Regions from separate parts of the Homo sapiens genome. Here region 1 is linked to region 2. Evidence: chromatin loops called from intact Hi-C (ENCODE). Cell type or tissue: Caco-2. All regions are shown on one strand. Links, peaks and the distances in the headings refer to the core of each region. The heading gives the core; the rest is flanking DNA. Region 1 holds the start of LINC02874 (long intergenic non-protein coding RNA 2874). Region 2 overlaps KRT86 (keratin 86).

The links. A loop is a pair of places that touch in the nucleus more often than their neighbours do. Peaks named below come from ENCODE experiments on the same cell type or tissue, not always from the same donor. Only the 100,000 strongest peaks of a DNase experiment are listed, where the experiment ranks them.
Region 1: a loop joins it to region 2, with 3.0 times the contacts of the local background. A loop is called at or near these places in 3 of 110 quality-filtered maps.

What each region holds. Positions count from the first base shown.
Region 1 is chr12:52,211,178-52,221,044 of GRCh38, reverse strand. It overlaps LINC02874 (long intergenic non-protein coding RNA 2874), which reads left to right and starts at 7,462. Exons shown (of 3, transcript NR_164133.1): 1 at 7,462-7,529; 2 at 8,443-8,503. LINC00592 (long intergenic non-protein coding RNA 592) reads right to left here. Exons shown (of 5, transcript NR_027358.2): 2 at 8,889-9,001; 3 at 8,018-8,446. RefSeq lists an enhancer at 7,037-7,598. In Caco-2, for the core only: a CTCF peak has its summit at 7,339; DNase peaks (open chromatin) are centred at 3,604, 5,254 and 7,404.
Region 2 is chr12:52,301,130-52,310,996 of GRCh38, reverse strand. KRT86 (keratin 86) reads right to left here. Exons shown (of 11, transcript NM_001320198.2): 3 at 8,712-9,084; 4 at 7,689-7,897; 5 at 6,826-6,886; 6 at 5,970-6,065; 7 at 5,593-5,757; 8 at 5,209-5,334; 9 at 4,717-4,937; 10 at 2,733-2,764; 11 at 1,834-2,593. The coding sequence starts at 9,080. The coding sequence ends at 2,412. Among named protein-coding and RNA genes, the nearest start is that of KRT81, 15 kb to the right of the region's middle. RefSeq lists an enhancer at 5,865-6,365. In Caco-2, for the core only: CTCF peaks have their summits at 2,339 and 4,721 (motif pointing right); DNase peaks (open chromatin) are centred at 2,336 and 2,666; H3K4me3 peaks cover 1,214 bases.

The DNA of each region.
Region 1 (9,867 bases), core at 732-8,731, 90 kb after region 2:
TATATTGGGTCTCTGCCCCCAGCACTTGACACAGAACTCCTAAACCCTTGTAATAGCCTGAGTGATAGGGGTGCTAGGAGCAACTTTTTTTCTAATATTTAGTCTTCAATCCCTGTTCCTGACACAGAGCTCCTAATTTCCTGGACAATAGGAGTGGGGTTTTGGTTCTAATGAGCTGACTGCCAGTGGGCTCCTGGAGAGCATCAGGATAGGGGCTGGTCATAAGAAAGGTCAATGTCTGATTAGAAGCTTGGAACTTTCAGCCCCATTCCCCACGCTCTGGGGAGGAGAGTGGGGCTAAAGATTGAGTAATAATTGATAATGCTTATGTGTTGAAGTGTCCATAAAAATCCCTAAACTATGAGGTAGGAGAGCTTCCAGGTTGGAGAATGCATCCATGTGCCAGGAGGGCGGTGCCTCGCAACTCCACAGGGACAGAAGCTCCTGCACTCAGGACCCTTCCAGACCTTGTCCTATTTCCTCTTCATCTGACTATTCATGTCTGTCTTCTATAATCTCCTCTATGATAAACCAGTAAACCTAAAGAAAGTGTCTCTGAGTTCTGTGAGCCATTAAATTATTGAACCTAAGGAGCGGGTTGTGGGAACCCTGGATTGGTGGCCAAACTACACAGAGGTGTGAGTACCCAGTACTTGCGATTGGCATCTGAAATGGGAGCAGTCTTGTGGGACTGAGACTTTAACCTGCAGGCTCTCCCCTACCCTGGGTAGTTAGTGTTCAAACTAAATTAAATTGTAGGACACCCAGTTGGTGTCTGCAGAGAACTGGAGAATTGTTTTGTGTAGAAAACTCACACATTTGCTGTCAGAAGTGTTGTGCATAAATAAATGGTTCTCCTTTGCAGAAGTTATTCATGAAATTTGGTACTTTAATAATGGCAAAACAGGCCAGGCACGGTGGCTCACGCCTGTAATCCCAGCTCTTTGGGAGGCTGAGGCAGGCAGATTACTTGAGCTCAGGAGTTTGAGACCGGCCTGGAGGAACATAGCAAAACCCCGTCTCCACAGGAAAAAAAAAATTAACCGGGCATGGTGGCATGAGCTTGTGGTCCCAGCTACTCAGGAGGCTAAAGCAGGAGAATCATTTGAGTTTGGGAGGCAGAGGTTACAGTGAGCCAAGATCGTGCCACTGCACTCCACCATGGGTGACAGGCGTGAAACCTTGTCTCAAAAAAAAAAATGGCAAAACATATCATTTTTAAGAAAAAGTTATAAGCAAAACATTCCAAAGATCAGGAAAAGTCATGATTCATTGGTCAGCAAAATGTCCAAAGAGCTGCCTGCCTTCCTAAATAATTTAGTCCCAAAGCTATTAGTTGGGTCCAGGAAGGCAGACATTGTGCCAGGGCAGCAGCTGGGAGGGTTTTTGTCCCAGTACAGACAAGGGCACCTGTGCTGGCAGTGGTGGCTACACAGACAGACTGATTATACACACAGGTATGATGGAAGACACACTTCTCACTAAGGGAGAAAGGATTTATAAGTATGGAAAGGGAGGAACTGAATGAACCATGTGATCATGGGTTTGGTATTGGAGTTTTCAGTGTGGACTCAAGGCCTTCAAGATAGGCAGATAGACAGATAGATGGATAGATAGATAGATGATGGATAGATAGATAGATGGTAGATGATAGATAGATAGATAGATAGATAGATAGATAGATAGATAGATACAGATTTAAATTGTGTAGATGTATATTTACATAAACACATATACAGATATGCACATGTATTTGCTAACTCCACTGATGATTTTATTTCCTGTAGAACATTGTTTATTCAATCAATAGATTATATTTTTTCATTAAAGGTCTCATTATTTCCATGTTGCCCACCACCCAAACAAGACTTAGAGTTGCTGGTTTCGAATATTAAAGCTTAAAGGAAACATCCTTCCCCTGATTCCAGTCCAAGAATCACTGACAAACTGAACGACTCTCAAAAGCAATGAGGGGAACTAGTGCCCAGATCTCGGTTTCCATATCTCATTCTCCACCAAGAGAAACCACTGTTCCTTGGAAAGATGGCCAATGCCATGGGTGGGATAGGGAAAGCACAAGATGAGCCAGGAACATCTTGTTTTAGAAAGCAAGGGAGTGCCTAAAGAATGGAGGGGGTATGGCAAAAGGACACAGAAGCCTGCTGAAGGGGTGACCCCTTGGCCAAGCAGGGAGATTTTCAGCATCAAAATAAATAATGAGGCCAGGTGCTGTCATCCCAGCACTTTGGGACACCAAGGCAGGAAGATCACCTGAGGCCAAGAGTTCAAGGCCAGCCTGAGCAACGTAACAAGACCGTGTCTTTAAAAAAAAAAAAAAAAAAAATTAGCCCGGCATGGTGGTGCACACTTGAAGTCCCAGGTACTTGGGAGGCTGAGACAGGAGGATTGCTTGAGCCCAAGAGTTCAAGGTTACAGTGAGCTACGATCACACCGCTGTACCCCAGCCTGGGTGACAGAGCAGGACCCTATCTCAAAAATAAATTAACAAAAATAAATTAAAATTAATAAAATAAAGCCAAAATAAATCAAGAGTAAAATAGGAATCCCTGAGTCTACACTAATGTAAATAAAAATATGAATAAATAAATGTAGAGAAGAGAGTTTCTTTTTCTGTACAGAAGATGCCAACTAATAAATGCAGAAGTAATAGTGGACTTGGCAACTATCACAGTAATAATTAGGCCAAGAAACATCAATGGTGTTAAAACTAGTGGGAGGAAGTTTGATGAAGATCAAGATACTTACATAGTCTCAAAGGATCTCTCCATAAAGTGCTTTTTAATTACAAAGAGGAAAAAAGTAATTTACCTCGGAGAAGCCTGGCAGACACCATCTTAATCAAGCGATCAAAGTTAACATCACCGGTAATGGAACAAATTAAGATGGTGCAGGGCCTGACAGGATGCCATAGGAAGAAACACAGCATGGTTTCTGTGATTTTCCTACCAGAAATGCAGAATCAGAATCTATTCATGGAGAAACATCACACAAACCCCAATTGAGGGACGTACTACAAAAAACAAGTGTCAAGGTCATGGAAATCAAGACGGAGGAACTATTTCAGATTCGAGAACGCTAACCAGACATGACAGCCGCACGCAACCCCCTGACTCCGAACTGGAACATTTTGCTCTAAAGGACATCACCGGGATAACTGGGAAAAACCAATGGGGTCTGAGGACTTGATGGCAGTAATGTATTGAGATGAAATTCCTGGTGTTAATGGCTGTGTTGTGGTTATGTGAGAGTGAGAATGTCCTTGTTTGAGGAAATACACATTAAAGTATTCAGGAGTGAGGGGCCATCAGGCCAGCAACTTACTCTCAAATGATACAGAAAAAAAAAAGTCCTTTGTACTATTCTTGCAACTTTTTCATAAGTTAAAAATTATTTCAAAGGGGAAGAAAAAGTCCCAAAACTTCATTCTGGCTGTGGCTGAAAGCTCTGAGTCTTTCTTTATCTCACTAAAGGCAAAGGCTGCAGCCAGTTCAGGTGGCCAAACCTGTTCATCCTGACTGTCTTGGGGCAGGCTGCCAGGCGTGGGCAGACAAACACCTCCATGTGCAGGGGTTCAGGCCCGAGGCTGGCCTGGGAGGGCTGGATGCTGGCTGCAGGCCAAGGCTCCAGTGAGGAACCTCAGCACTAAGCACTCCAGGAGGAGGTCGGTGGCCTGTGGCCTCTAGGGCTTGGGATAGGAAGTGAAGCAAACCGGGACTTTTCCTATCCTCCACTGGGACCGAGACCTTACCATCAGGCCTTGAAGGCTCAGGGAAGGAGGAGCCTAGGGAAGGGAGGAGGGGAGAGGAAGAGAGCAGTGCCTTTGCTCTCTGGTATTGTCACATTATATATATAAACACATATATATACACATATATATACACGTGTGTGTGTGTGTGTGTGTGTATATATATATATGTGTGTGTGTGTGTATATATATATATAAAATCTAAGTCACCAGAACCTGTTGTCCTTGGCCCTCTATGCCATTTCCCCTTCACTGTTTCCCCAGCAGGGGTGGCAGGGGTCCAGCTGGTGCAGTTGCCAGTGGAACCAGGAGAGAACTGCCTTAGGAACCAGTGTTCAGTGGCCTGTCACTAAGGGTTTCTGAGGTTTGTTTTTCCCCACAGCAAAGCTGCTGCTTCACTTTTTGCATATTTTAACAGTTTCAATGTTTTCCCTGGGATAGTCCTACAAATTTCAAAAATGGAAAAGCAGTAAGCATTTGCTGATGCATGTCTTCTCCATGCAACTGTGAGCTGCTAAAGGCAAGCGCTGTGCAAACTCACTTTTCTATACACTCCCTCCCAGTGCCTAATAAGGGTCGGTCCACAGCAAGCGCTCAATGAATGCTTTGTTTCTCTGTCCAGGTGTGTGTGTCTGTGTGTGTGTGTGTTCCCGCACTGCCTTTTTCTGCATATCTGGGGGGCAAAGAGATAAGTCCCCACTTCCCTCCATGTTTCAGCCTGCAAAGGCTCTCTCTGAGGCACCTGATTCCTAAATAAGGTCGTTCATGTTTGTGACTGTCTAAAGTGGCGTGCTTTGTTCCTAAGAGATGGATAAGCCATCTTTATCTGCCATAAGAAACAAGTGAGACAATGGCTCCTAGAGATAAGGAGCTGGGCACTGGGCACATGCCTAGTGTGGCTGAAACACTGACTTTTGCACAGCGCAGAGAAGCTTGTCCCCACCCCACCCCAGTCATGAGCACTGTCCATTGTACTGAACGGTCACAGTTTGCAGCAACAGCGGACAATGGACCCCTGCTCAAGAGTCAGAGGTGTGGGAAAGAGGGTTAAAATAGGAATTTCCACTCCTCAGATGTTCTCCAAAGCCTGGTGGAAAGCACATCTGGGTCCTCACTGGTGACTGCTATGATCTAGATAAAGAATAGAGGCTCTCAAGAAATCAGAGATGGGCTCTGGGCTGGCAAGCTAGATCCAGGAGCTCTCATGGAGGTGATGGGGTCCCCAGGCTGGGCAAGCTCTAGGGCTGGAGGTTCTGCCCCCAGCAGTAGTGGCAAAAGCAGCTGTGAAGGCAATGCCTTCGGGAGCTTGCTGGCCCTTTTCAGGCTGTGCTATCTGAAAAGCATCTACGCATCGTACAGCCCATGTCAACAACATTTCGGCCCACAGAGCTGGAATGCTTCATTCAGCCCCAGGGCCTTATCTTCTGAGATCCAGTTACTAGCAACAAGCATCATGATAAGGTGGCAGCCAGGCGCCTGTCTGATCCTGCCTGGGTCCGGCATCTGACCCCAGTATGACCTCCCTCCTCTCCCACCTGGGCCTGACTCATGCTTCCAGAACAGGAACTCGAGGATCCCTGCTGCCCAGCCATAGCTGACTCATGGCTGGTCCAGGGGTTGCTCTGGAAGGGGCTCAGGACAGCTGTCAGCTCTCAGGAAGGAGACACCTGTCATTTCCTGAGCACCTACCATGTGCCAGGCACCAGGCACACCTCTGAATTTCATTGGTATAATTAACTTGAAGGGGATTTCTGATCTTTCGTAGAAAGGAGAAAAATGAGGATCAGGCAGAAGTGAATTCAAAGGCCAATCTCTTAGCACCGAGCACAGCCATCCACTCACCCTCAGTGCACTCCCTGGGGCCAGCCACCACCACCCCTGGGAACCACTGTTTCTTTTCTAAAATTTAAAAAAAAGAGAGAGAGAGATTGGGCCAGGCGCAGTGGCTCACACCTGTAATCCCAACACTTTGGGAGGCCAAGGCAGGCGGATCACTTGAGGTCAGGAGTTGGAGACCAGCCTGGCCAACATGGTGAAACCCCATTCCTACTAAAAAATACAAAAAATCAGCTGGGTGTGGTGGCACAATCCTATAATCCCAGCTACTTGGGAGGCTGAGGCATGAGAATCGCTTGAATCTGGGAGGCAGAGATTGCAGTGAGCCGAGATCGTGCCACTGCACTCCAGCCTGGGCGACAGACTGAGACTCTGTCTCAAAAAAAAAATACAGAGAGAGGGTCTCACTATGTTGCCAAGGCTGGTCTCCAACTCCTGGACTCAAGCAATCTTCCTGCCTCAACTTCCCAAAGCTCTAGGATTACAGGTGTGAGCCACCTCACCCAGCCTCACCGTTTCTTCATTCATTCCTCCATCCCACATTTATCAACGGCTTCCTCTCCTCTGCTTCATGGCCAGTCAGTCCCAGAGGGCAGACTTTGGGAAGCCCACCAGCTCTCCTGAAGGAGTCAGGCTTGCCTGGGAAAGGGGGCACTTGCACCCCAAGTCCACCAAGGCAGAGACAGGTATCCCTACTCCCTGCAACCCTCTCTCAGCCAGCGGGTGGGGCTAGCGTGGCCTCCATGGCTGCAGAGGGGTCTCTGGCCTGGACTGCAGCATGGTCTTGGCAGCACACTCCTGCACCCAGTAGGTGCTTCGGGAGGCATCCTTGCTGTCCCCTGGCATCAGCCCTGCAGTGGGTGAGCAGGTGAGGTGGCAGGAGCAAGGAGATCACCTCTCATTCCTGTGGTTTCAGGTGCCTGGCTGATGTCAGGCCTGAGTGATGTGGCAGTGGGGGCAGGGGGTCACTGTGTCTGGGGCCTGAATGGGGGCTGAGGCTTTTCCTTAAAAGTTCATAAATCACTAAATATGTCCCCTTTCAGCACAGCCACACCCTGGGCCTGTGAGGATGCATCTCCTCATGCAGACACAGACAGCTTTCCTCAGGCCCTGCTCACTGCTCACATGTGCCTTTATGGTGCCACAGGGATATGGTCTCATATCCCTCACACGTGCAGTGAATACACACATGTGCACATAACTCACACAGGCAGATAGTCCCTCTTGGGCACACAGGTGCATGCTACAAGCAGCCTTGTGTAAGTGCCCACAGCCCCCTCCCACCTCACACATGTCCACGTGGCTTCATGCTATTCCGGTGCCCACTGGTGTCCCCAGGCACAGAGAAGCACACACTTGGCAGGGCACTTAAGCTTCTCCAAGCACTCAGGGAAACACATGACTTTGTGCTATCGCACATGCTCCCAAATGTACACACTCACAAATATGCAAAGTCTGCAGGAGCCTGAATTCCATCACACACCTGCACAGTCATGTGCACTCAGCACTCACACATACACTGCGGTTCCCAGGGGTGGTGCTCACTCAAGGCAGAAGGTACACACTCAAATCATGCACACACACCAGATGCGCACGTGCATGCATGAACAACAGACTATGCCCAGGTGTCCACACAGCATTCGCACGTTCATGCCCACCAGTAGACTTGTAAGCGGGACCTTCAGGACATCAGGAACGAGAGTACAGCAGGGAGGGAACTGCAGCTGGCAGGATGCTGCAATCCCCAGCCTCACCTCTGGGAGCCGCTGTCGGGTCTGCAGCCAAGCCCTTGGCTTGGAAGGGCAGGAGCCTGCCTGAGGCACAATCCCACTGGCCTGAGCCAGCAGGTGGCACAGCTCAGGCTGGACCCAGCCAGCCTCAAGGAGGGAAGAGAGGGACATCATGGTGGCGCTGGACTCCCTGCAGGGTATGGGATGAACTCTGCTGCTCAGATGGGCAGGGGCTGCAAGAAGGAAGAATGGGCAGCTTGAACTCAGGGAGGCGGGTCTGTGGTGGGGCAAGTGGATGGAATAGAACTGGAGGGTGGAGGAGGAGATGGGAAATGGAAGGGCAGGGGGTTAAGGAAGAAATAAAGGAGGCAGAGGGAAGGACTGCGGGGAGGGAGACGAAAAGGTTGAGGATAGGAGGGGAGTGAGAGAGAAGAGAAGCAGAGAAGAAAAAGTGAGGAGAGAAGAGGGGCCAGACCGGGACAGAGCAGTGCAGGGCTGTGAGGAAGGAGGTAGAGGGATGGGCACGCCCTGCACCACCAGCCACCTAGCCTCCCTGTCCTGCCAGCTCCATACCCCGTCAGGAAAGACAGGCCAGGGCTCTGCTGCCCTGTGCCTCCTCCCTTCTCCAGACCCAGGATGTCGGCATCCCTGGATTTTGAGATCCAAAAGGCAGGGCTCAACTTACCCCACATGGAAGACAGTGACTCACACAGATGAGCCTGCTAGAGCACCTTTTCCAGGAGCAGAGACCCACAAGGGTGGACGGGGGCTTGCTTTCCCCTCTCCTGGGGCTGGCAGGAACACCCCACTCTTACCCCAACTCACAGTGATCGCCGGAGGGTGGTGCACTCTGCTCCAGCACCTGCCACCTGCCTAACACGCACTTGGGGACAGCTTCCAATAGGATGCAAGTGGCAGACAAAGGTACCCCAGGAGGGCAGGTGGGGGAGGGTGAGAAGCACTGGGGAATGGGCACCCCTCATCTCCCACAGGCTCAGCGGCTCCCTCAGGACAAGGAGAAAGCTGGGAACCCTAAGACAGAACTGGAGGTTCTCGTTGCCTAAATCTCTCCTGGCTTGCTGCACATGGAACCCATTTCTTCCCATTCAGGGCTCTGCAGAGGCAGAAGATGAACAGTAAGATGCAAAGATCTGGCAACCTTCAGAGCTGGGTGAGTCCTGGGGTCCTCACCCCATTACGCCTAAGCTACAACCCCATATTCCCTGTCCTCCCAGCCCTGGGGGCCCTGGTCCCACTACGCAGGGGTGGCTCAAAAGCCCAATGAGCTGGAAGGGTCTGAGAGAGCACCCCATGTCACAGGGGAGGTGAGGCAGCCTTGGACCTGGGATCTTGTTTGCGGCTCTTTATCATGGACACACTCCTAGAACTCCCCAGTCCCTCCACCTCCTCCTGAAGTACTCCAAGAGCTGGTCAACACCGAGAGCCCACCTCAGGCTGTGGCACGGCTCTTGGTGGGGCCTGGTGGGTCATGGGCTTGCCTCTCCCATAACTCAGGGCCCAGTTGGAGACACCGTGACTGTTCACTAATCAGACACCTGAGTGTGTAGGAGAAAGGCCTTGCCCACTCTATTCTTCAGATGAGAACACTGAGGCTCGGCGAGGCGACAAGTCTTTCTGAGGGCCAGTGGAGCAGACCAGCCTGGGAGGCCTAAGGGAAGTGCTGGCAGAGCTGAAGCCGCGGTTCCCCTGCCTGGTCTTGCAGTCCAGCCCTCCACCTCACCCTTCCCCCTCCCTCAGCCCTGCCCTGGGCTCCAAACTCCGACCTGATGGAGTCCCCACACCCTCTCACCTGGGCAGGCCCACCTCAGACTGCCTGCTCTAGACCCACACACCCCATCCCCTCCTCCCTCTGCAGGAGCATGCCCCTGCCATCACTCCCTTGCTCCATGAAACCCAAAGGCAGACCCCTCGCAATCCTCCCCATTCCCATAGCACTGCAGCCCCTGCATCTGACCACATCCCTTCCTGCTTAAAACTCTTCAACAGCTCCCAGCTTCCCTTGGAACAGAAAGCTCACTCCTCATGTCAGCATTCAAGAGCCCCGCATACTTTTCTGGCTTCATCTCCAGCCACTGTCACCCCCTACCATCACCTCCACACGACCCTCTTAACACCCTGGTCTGCTTTCCAAACACACAACTGCTTGCATGTCCCTGGCTCAGCCTACAGGGCCAGCTATGTCTCACCCTTACAAAACTTCACACGGCCATTCTAGAGAGGCCAAGTGCACCCCTCAGGGCTCCCGTAGCCCCCAGGCTTCCTCCCTTCCTGGTGCGTATCCTCTGTGTGCTTGTCTGAATCCTCCTCTAAACTGTAACCTCTCTGCAGGCAGGGGCCCAGCCAACCTTGCCAAATGATTGTCCTCTGCACCCAGCACACCCGTGAACCCCTAGTAGGTGTTAAAGAAACACTGTCTAACATTAGGCTCTAATTATTTCATTGATAGTGTGGTCTGGCTCCCCCCTCCATCCGCATGGGCCAAGGAGACACTCAGCCGGGGGTGGGGAAGCTGTC
Region 2 (9,867 bases), core at 606-8,605:
TCGTCCTGTGGTAGCTATCTTCAGAGATGAGCCCCCAGCAGCTCCTCCCTCTCTGTGCATGGCACTGCTCATATCAAAAGTGGAGCCTGTTTTTCCTCCCCTTGATCTTGGGCTGGCTCCATGACTGCTTTGACCAATAGAATCTGATGGAAAGCACCTTCTGCAGCTTCCGTGCCCAGATGGCCTCAAAGGGACTGGAGCACGTAGGGAAGAACAGAGGCCCTGGCCATCAGCTCCTGAGCTCTTGACCAGAGCTAGCTCCAAATGCCAACCGTACAAGTGAAGCCATCCTGGACCTTTCAGCAGTACCAGAGCCCCAGTCAATGATATGAAGCAGAAGAATCACCTAGGCAATTCACACAACTATGAAAAATATTGTTGTTTTAAGCCACTAAATTTGGGGATGTCTTGTTACATAGCAATAGATAAGTGGAGGGCAAGTTGGTACCTGGCAGAGAGATGCTACTGAAACAAAACTCAAAACCTATGTCTTTGACTTTGGGCCCAGGCATCAGGCAGAGCCTAAATTTGCTCAAGGAGACAATTAGTGAAAGCTGGAGAGCCAGCAAAGAAATTATCACTGGATGCTGGAGAAAAGGCCTGGGGGTAGGGGCTGCTTCTTATGGCTGCAGCTGCTGTGGGCTTTAGAGTTCTTGCTTTTTACTGGCCAATCTCTGTTATGGTTAATAATGCTTTATGTTAAACTTTCTCTGTTCAAATTATTGTCTTCTGATTGGACCCTGACTGATACACCCTGGCCAAGCACGTCACTTGAACTCCCAGCTGGTGGCCAGCACCAAGTCCAGCCATGTGAGATTTTGGCCATATTGGGCCTTTCAGACATTCTAGCCCTCCAAACAACATCATGTAAAATAGAACTCCTCAGTAAACCCACAGAATCTGAGGCATGATAAAGTATTGCTGTTTTAAGCCTCTCCATGTGGGTGACTTGCTGTGTGTAATAGATATCTGAAACACCTCCCTATGGCCCAGTAGATATCATCATCCCGTTCTAAATGTGAAGGAACTAAAGCTCAGTGAGGCTTAGTGATTTGCCCACAGTTACAGACTAGTAAATGGCTGAACCGGCACTCAAACTCAAAGGGCATTAACATAGCCCTTTCAAACACAATCTCACATAGGGAGCTAGAAGGATCTTAGGAATACTGTCCAATCTCCCCATTCCACAGCCAAGGCAGCTGAAGATCAGGGGATGGAAGCAATTTGCCCAAAGTCACACATGTGGCAAATGGCCATCAAGGCTCGGAATGAGAAGCCCAGTTCTCCTCTCAACCCAAGGCTCTTCCTCCCTGCACAGTGCTTCTCTCACATACCTTCCTTCCATTCTTACCCCGTCTTTTTCCCCATGCACTTTCCCCTCCAGGAAGGCCCTGGGGTGGGGGCGGCGGGTGATCACCTTGGTTGAGAACCCCTAGAAAACATATGGCCACATCTAGAGACATTTTTAGTTGTCACAAGAGGGTGGTGGAGGACCCTTGGCATCTAGTGGATTGAGGCCAGGGATGCTACTAAACATCCTACCAAATGCACGCGACAGCCCTAAAACAAAGAATGACCCAGCTCACACTGTCAATAGTGCTGAAGTTGATAAATCCTGGTCTAGAGAAACCCATGACCCCATAAGATTCCCTGGCTCCGTGAGTCTTCTCTCGTTTTCCCCAAGGCCTGGGCTGCTCAAGTACAGATGGGCAGCACCTACTGTGGTCATTTTTAGCTACTGAAAAATAGTGGATAAACAGGTCCTGAGGCGCTCTGGCAGGAGCCCCTATCACAGGAAGGCCCTGGCATTTTCAAGACTCTGAGACACTAGGCTTGATTCGCTACAATGAGTTTATTGGAAACACAGAGTGAAACAAAGACAAAGGAGAAGGCAGCAGAGTCATTAGTTTTTCAGAAGCTCTTGAGGGCAGCCCCGGAAGGGAGATGTTCTCCCCACACGCGTGGGCCTGTCCCTCGCAGAGTCATAGAACCACTATCCAGGGTCCGCGTCTCCATTCCACAGGCAAAAGCACATGGGCAGAGTCCCAGGTCGTGCAGACAGGGACATTCCCGGGCCTCCCCCGTTCCTCCAAGCTTTGGGGAAGAGCTCAGGCAAGACCAATGTATACAGCAAAAAAAACAGAAGGCAGGCGGAAGAAAAAGATGAATCCTCGGGACAACAAATTGACTACCAGGAAAGGCTACAGAGAGAGACCATGGCGCCTCCCGGCCCTCCCCGGACTCCTGCGACCGGGGATGGCTCCCGGAGCGGAGCGGTGGGGAGGGCGCTTAGAGTGCAGGCAGCGGGCGGCGGCTATTGGGAGGCCGGCGCGGGCGGCGCGTTCTGGTGGCGCGAGGTACTGGCTGGGTGGAGAGTGACGGCGACAGGCGCTGGCGGAGGCGGCAGCCTCCTAGCACCTCTTACAGCTGCCGCCGCAGACGCCAACCCGGGCGGAGGGGGCGCAGGCGTTAGTAGTGCCCACCACCACGTTGCTGTTGCTGGGGACGCTACTGACTCTGGTGGAGACAACAGGGGCAGTAGTGGAGGCGCAGAGATCGCCACAGACAACGCCACCGCGGGAGCTGCTGACGCCTGCAGGGGAAAGAGACGGAGGCGCGCGTCAGGCGCAGCCGCGACCTGGGTGAGTGGCTTTGCTGCGAGCCCACGCGCCCTTTGCCCAGAGGCTCCCAGACCCGCCCAGCGGGAGGAGGGGACGGACCCCACTACTTACAGACATTCACCGAGCCGACGCCCTCGCACAGCCTGCAGGGAGAGAAGGCGAGAGGTCAGTGCCGCGGAAAAGGCGCCGGGCCCCCGTGACTGAAGTGGAGGGGGACATCTGTGGCCCTCCATCTGGGCACTTGCCCAAGGGAAGGGGCAAGAAATGCTCTCGGCCAGGAGCCAGTGTAGACTCGGGTCACCGTGAGGGTCTGGAGACAGAAGGCCTGTGAGTGCCTCGCTCTCCACTGCTTCTGAGCTGTGCAACCCCAGCTTGGGCCAACCTCAGCCTAGGCTTCCTCATCAGGAAAACCTACTTCGTAGATCTCTTGCGAGGACTGAATCAAATAAGAAGCGTCCAGTGCTTAGTGCCTGGCTCATAGCCCTTAAGAGCTATTAGCTGCCACTACCTCGAAGTTGGTTCTGACTGAATTGCAGGTGCATTTGAGGGGAGCAGATTTAACTTCTGAAATCCAGTCTGATTGGTGTCATTAGATTATAGGCATCAGGAGGGTAGACATTTTTGTCTATTCCTTCCTGCACCACCTAAAAACAATGCCTGGCTCAATACAAAACTGTTAGATAAACAAATGGGATTTTAGAACAGGCTCAGAGACTGCCCACCACAGTCCTCTCATCCGGCAGATGGAAAGGCTGAGGCCCAGAAGGAGGACATATCCAATGACAAGGCAGGGCTGTCACCCCAGACACTCATTTCTACCCACCCCACATTTCCCTCCCAATAGCTTCCCCTAAGGGAAGAAAATGGAGTTCCCCTGAAAGCACACTGGCCAAGGATTGGTTAAATCAGCTTCAGATAAGAGAAGCCATGGCCACCATCAAATCATTCCATGCCCAGGTTCCCTAGGTAACACATACCAAAGCTCCTGAGTTCACTCCAAGAGCCCCGTGTGATGGAGGAGTGGGCCACTCAGATTCCAATGCCATCTCCATGTGTTTCTCCAACTTCCAAATTCAGACTTGGAAAACTCCTCCTCCCAGAATTCTTCACTTATGAAATTCCCCAGGCCCAGCCAGACAGACCCCTGCCTCTGAGCTTTCCAATGGAACAACTCGAGTTTGGTGGAAATCTCGTCATATGGTCACTTTAGTTTCTAGGTCCCAAACCTGTGTTCCCCATTTCCCAAATAAACAAGATGCTCCCTCTGCATCCCCAACCTTCACCCTCCTCTCCCCAGGGCCAAGGGCCTGACTGTCCACAAAAAAAAAGGAGCTTCGAGTGAGACCAACTGACCAACTAGGGGAAAGAAACCAAGGGCAAAGAATGAGCTCACATTCTGGGAGTGTTGTCCTTCTGGGAGCAGGAGCTGTATAGCTGCCCTCCAGCTGTATCGCTGGCCTCCAGCCATAGGAAGGCTGAGTGACCAATGGGTCTTCTCCACTCCCCCCACCTCTGAAGCAAGCAAACAAGCAAAAATCCTGAAAGCAAGGCATAACTGCCCCAAGGGATAAGTCCTTGCTCTCTGCCTAACTCATTCCCACCTGCCACAATGGAATACCACTTTGGGATGCTCATTGGCACTATAATAGAAAAGCATGAGTTGATAGTGTCATCTATCTGAAGCTGTCCTTATGGGATACATCTGAACTCCCAGGTCTAGATGGGGCCAGGGCCAGACTAGGAAAAAGAGAAGGAATCCTGAGAAGCACATGCAGCTACAGCTGGAAGGGAAGAAGCACTACCCAGGCAAGCTGACCCCAAGCCTTAATTAGGCTTCTCAGTAACAGGAATACCTGCTGCCAGATTACTGGATCTCAACTGAGATGAACAAGACTGCAATCTCAGATCAGTGCCTGGGTGAACATGAGAGACTCAAACGGGGCTAGATCATACTTAAAGGACTTACACAAATTACCTGTCTGGTTGCAGGGTGGGGAGGTTAAGAAACAAAACTTAAATGCTGCCAGGAGTGTGAGGACAGAGCACACTGAGAACCCTGGCAGGGCTGGGAAAGGGAAAGGTCTATGGGACCCACCTCTGCTCCTCGCCCTCCAGCAGGCGCCTGTAGGTGGCGATCTCGATGTCCAGGCCCAGCTTGGAGTTCATCACCTCCTGGTACTCCCTGATCAGGCAGGCCATGTCCTGCTTGGCCTTCTGCAGGGCACCCTCCAGCTCGGCCAACTTGCAGCGGGCATCGCTGAGGGCCGCCTCACCCTGCTGCTCAGACTGAGCCACCGCAGCCTCCAGCTTGGAATTCTGAAGAGAACAGAGAGAACAAGGTAGATTAGAGTCCCTGGGTCTCTCTGATGCTTACCTCGATGAGACCATGCTCCCCACCAAGCTGGGAGCACCCCAGAACAGAGCCTCTTGCCTTCATCACCTGGGACTCACAGAGACCACAACCAGGGACTCTACATGGACAGAGGGGCTGGAGAATGAATGCTGAGATCCAGATAGGGCACACATAGGCTGTGTGACCATGGTTAGACCCTCGGTCTCTCTGACCTTGGGCACAGATGCCCCATACCTGGCACTTGGCATTCTCCACCTCAGCCGTCAGCCTCTGGATCATGCGGTTCAGCTCGTTGATCTCCTCCTTGGTGCGGCGCAGGGTCTCCCCGTGCCTGATCACCGTGGCCTTCATCTCCTCACACTGGGGGAAGTAGAGATGCTCATGAGGTTCAGGGTGGGACCTCCCACCCATTCAGGGCATGACAGATGATTTTGCAGGTTGTGCAGTGCTCAGCCTGTGCAACCACACATGGCAGTCCTGCCCTACCACCCCAACATCAGAGTGGCAGCCATCTCTTCTCATCCCTAGTGCATCCCCAGAAAAGGAAGCCTATTTAATAGATAATCTCAAATCCCTCCCACTGCCATGTCTAGCAGGCAGGTGTCCTGTGCCACTCACCTTGCTGCGGTACCAGGACTCGGCCTCAGCCCGGCTACGGGTGACAATGTCATCGTACTGTGCCTTGATCTCGGCAATGATGCAGTCCATGTTCAGGTCCCGGCTGTTGTCCAGCTTGACAACCACGGAGGTGTCTGAGATGTGGGACTGGAGAACGCGGATCTCCTGCAGGAGGTGAGGGCAGTGACTTTAGTTGAGAACACAGCCCCACCCACCATGTCCTGACTCCACCTCCTCAGGCTTTCTCTGGTCCCCAACCCTGCCCCCTCACACAGCCTCAGGGACTGCAACCTCTACCCACATCCTGTCCAACACTCCCACCCCCATCTCTCCTCTCTGCTGGCTGCCAGGTCTCTGCCTGGCCCCTGAGCCCGCACCTCCTCATACAGCCGCCTCAGGAAGTCGATCTCCTGGATCAGGGCCTCCACATTGGCCTCCAGGTCTGATTTGCGGAGGTAGGCGCAGTCCACATCCTGGAAAGGTGGGGAGTGTTGGAGCTCAAGGACCCTGGTGATCCAGCCTCTAGATTCCTCTCTCTTCCCACCCATTCCATGAAGCCTGGGGAAAGGAGTCCCCAGTGTCTCATTCCCATGCCCTCTCCTTCCCTTCTGGCCCTTCCCGGGGTGACCTGGCATCCTCTGCCATTCTGAGGACAAACCCTGTTTGTCTTGGGCACGGCTCACCAGCCTTTCACTGCTCCTTACCCTCTTATCTCTCCTTTCTCCCCTCTCCTGCTCCAGGAAGCCTGCCCAGACTGACCCCCCAGCTCTCACACCCTGACCCTTTCCTGTCCCCCAGCAGTGCTCCAAAAGCCCAAGGGCTACTCCTGGTTCTTCTCCATCCCCCCTTAGAACCTGGGATTGTGTCTCTGCCTCAAGGTCAGACTCCCCAAAATGCTAGACAGACTGCACTGTCTCTCAGCAGAGACATTGTATCTGCTATGGCTCCAGGGGCCTCAGCAATAGACCACAACCTCTGGAACAGAGCAGGACACACAGAGGACAGTGCAGCCATCCCCTTGCCCAAGGTAGGTGCTGGTAGATATTCCCAAGTCATTGCCCTTTGTCAAGGCCCTGGATGCTCAATACAAAGGCCTGCATCTGGGCAGTCCTAGCCTGCTGTGGAAAGGTCATTGTGCCCCACGCTGAGGTTGAGACCCCCTGTGTGTCCCCAGGAAGAATCTGTCATTCTGAGATCCCACAGATCTGTGCTTCTCAATCCTGTGTCACTTGCCTTCTTCAGAGCCACAAACTCGTTCTCAGCTGTTGCTCTCAGAGAAACCTCCTCCTCATACCTGAGACAGAGCAGAGGGAAGAGAGGGGAGGTCAGGGCAGGGCAGGTCTCTGCAGAGCCACCATCACATCACACTTCATCACAGCCATGGGGACAGTACTAGAAACACCTCCACACAGCCCCGGCCTGGCAGCCTAGCTTAGTGCTTTCTAGTTGGATGTGGGATGTGTCTGGGATTCTCTATCCACTTTGAACTGGGGATGGAGAGTGCTCATCTGGGACCTCCCAGTCCTGTTCCCAAAGGGGCTCTGAGGTCCCCCAGGAGGCAAATAGGACTCAGCCCCCAGCCCCATCCTGGGAGTGGACAGCGTGGACTCTCAGGGCCTGTAGCCCTAGCCTCCCCTCACTGGTATCAATCCCAGCTCAGGTATGGGGCCTCCTGGACCCGCAGACCCTCAGGACTTAGAACCTAAGGCAGTGCGACACCCAGAGCCCAAGACCTGTCACTCATGAGAGACCCTGGGCTCACATCTGACAGGTGCTACAAGTATAGGGGCTGAGGGTCAGGAGAGAAGGCCTGGACCCTGCAGAGGCTTCCTCCCCACCCAGCGCAGGGGAGAGCTGCTGGGTGATGTGGTTCAGGGAGAGAAGGCTGAAGTGGGACAGAGACAGGTCATGGGAGTCACAGCCCTCCTCTTACACAGGTGTCTGGGCAAAGATTCCACAAAGGAAAAGACCCCGCCACCCTCGGTCAATCTAGTGGTCATGGCCACTCACCCTACCTGGGAGTTCTTATTGTCTAATCCAGTGTATTTAACCTAAACCCCATTCCTGTGCCCAGCATCCCTCTTGCCCGCACTCACTTCTTCTTGTAGCCCTCCAGCACCTCCTGCACGTGGTTAAGCTCTGAGGCCAGCCTCCCGCTGTCGGCCTCCACGCACTCGGCCTCCCGCCGCAGAGTCTCGATGTAGCCCTCAAACAGGGGCTCCAGGTTGCTCTGGCAACACTCGCGGTTCTGGTAGAACTGCAGCTTTGTCTCCAGCAGTTTGTTCTGCTGCTCCAGGAAGCGCACCTGCCATTCGGTGTGGGAAGGTGGGGCAGATGGTGTCTGGTGCCCCAAAGCCAGCTCTGGGGGCTCGCAGGGGAGGTGCTTTAATGGGAACCCCCAAATCTGGAGCTTATCTGAGATTGAGTAGAGGTGGGCAGTGGGAGACAGACAATTTCTGGATTTCCTGGTCATGATCTGTGTCTAGATTTCCCACTCAGGAGTGGAGCAAGGGCTGGGTGGTGTCAGTGCCTGCTCCCTGGGGAGTTGAGTGACCCCCCCCCCACCCCCCACCCAAGCAGATGAACAGAAGTAGAGGCTCAGTCCCTCACTATGAAACTAGGTGATCAGCAACCCACACAGGCAGAGTACTCAGGTTCAGATCACAGATGAGGTTTCTGGGGATGGTGCCAGGAAGAGGGTGTCACAGGCCATCTGGAAGGGAGCTCAGCTGTCCCAGCCCTTCCCCTGTGTCATCTGGAAGTCAGTGCACCCTACTCTCTCACCCTGGGGCTGCCCAAACCCCTCTGAGTTCAGCAGCAGTGGTCACATGCCCCCCTCCCCCAACTCCCTGATGTCTAGCTTGTGCCCCAGAGCAGCCTGGCCACACTTTTCCTTCACAAGCTCCCTCTATCTGAACTGTCAGCTGAGTCTGCATCTTGAGTGCCTGTGTGTGTGTGTCTGTGCATGTGTCTGTCTGTCTGTGTGTCTGTGTGCCTCGCCCATCAGACTGGGATCTCAGGCAGGCAGAGGTCTTTGTGCCTCTGACTCCATCCTTAGTGCCCGGCCCTGGCTGTGTAGGTGGTGGGGGTTCAGGAAGGGTGTGATCCAGGACACCCACCTTGTCGATGAAGGCCGCGAACCTGCTGTTGAGGGACTTGATCTGCTCCTTCTCCTCCTGCTTCACGCACTGCGCGTTGGGGTCGATCTCCAGGTTGAGGGGCGTGAGGAGGCTCTCGTTGACCGACACGGTGGTGATGCATGGGGGACTGGGCCCGCACACGCCCCCGGAGCGGTAGCCGAAGCTGCGTCCGCAGGAGCCGGCCCGAAAGCCTCCGCACACGCTGTGGCTGCCGAAGCCCCCGGTGAGGCCGCGGTAGCAGGAGATGCCACGGTAGGGGGCGGCGGTGATGCAGCAGCGGCCGGGCCGGGGCCCGCAGGCCGAGATGCAGCTGAAGGCGCGGCCACCACAGTAAGATCCACAAGTCATGGTGCTTTTTGGGGAAGAGAGGAGGTTCTGAGGATGGAGACGTCCGAATGGAGAGCACAGTGGTCGGGGCGTCAGGCGTTCACTACTTGCACCTCTGTAGGCCTTTTATATAAGTGGGGAGACTGTGACCACGTGGGTCGGAGCAATTAGAAGGCTTTATGGGCTTGGGTTGTTTAGCTGCTGTCGCTCCCCACTTAATGTACTTAATTGGTGCCCAGAAGCAGCCAGATGTTATGATCTCTTGCCCTAAACTGCAGTTTTCTTCTTCAAAGGACCAACTCACGTCCCGCACACCCACCTCAACCTCCCAATACACAGTTGAGGAAACTGACGTTGGACGAAGGAGTGGGCAGTGACTCAGGTTGGAATGGAAGGGAAGGGGCGGGGCTGCTGCTCTTTCTGTCCTGCGGGGTTTGACATGGTCAATGCCGCTGTCCGCGGTGCTCATAGGACTAGCCAGGAATGTTGGGAGGGGGAATCCCTTGATGTGGAACTTGGGGGGCGCTTGGTGGTTTCTCCGAACTAGATGACCTGTTTCTGCACCCCAAAAGACCCACGTTTACAGAATCTCTAACTTAGTCACCTTCTCAGGGACCCAGTTCCTCCACACCTACTCCCAAATCCCTTATCTATACCTATCAACATGTTTTTTTCTCTCTCTCTCTCCCACTCTCTGGTGCACACACACATACACACACAAACTCACACACAATGCACTCACATGCTGGCCTTCCTACTCACAACCCCCCCTCTCTCTTTCACATACACACTCACACACACAATGCTT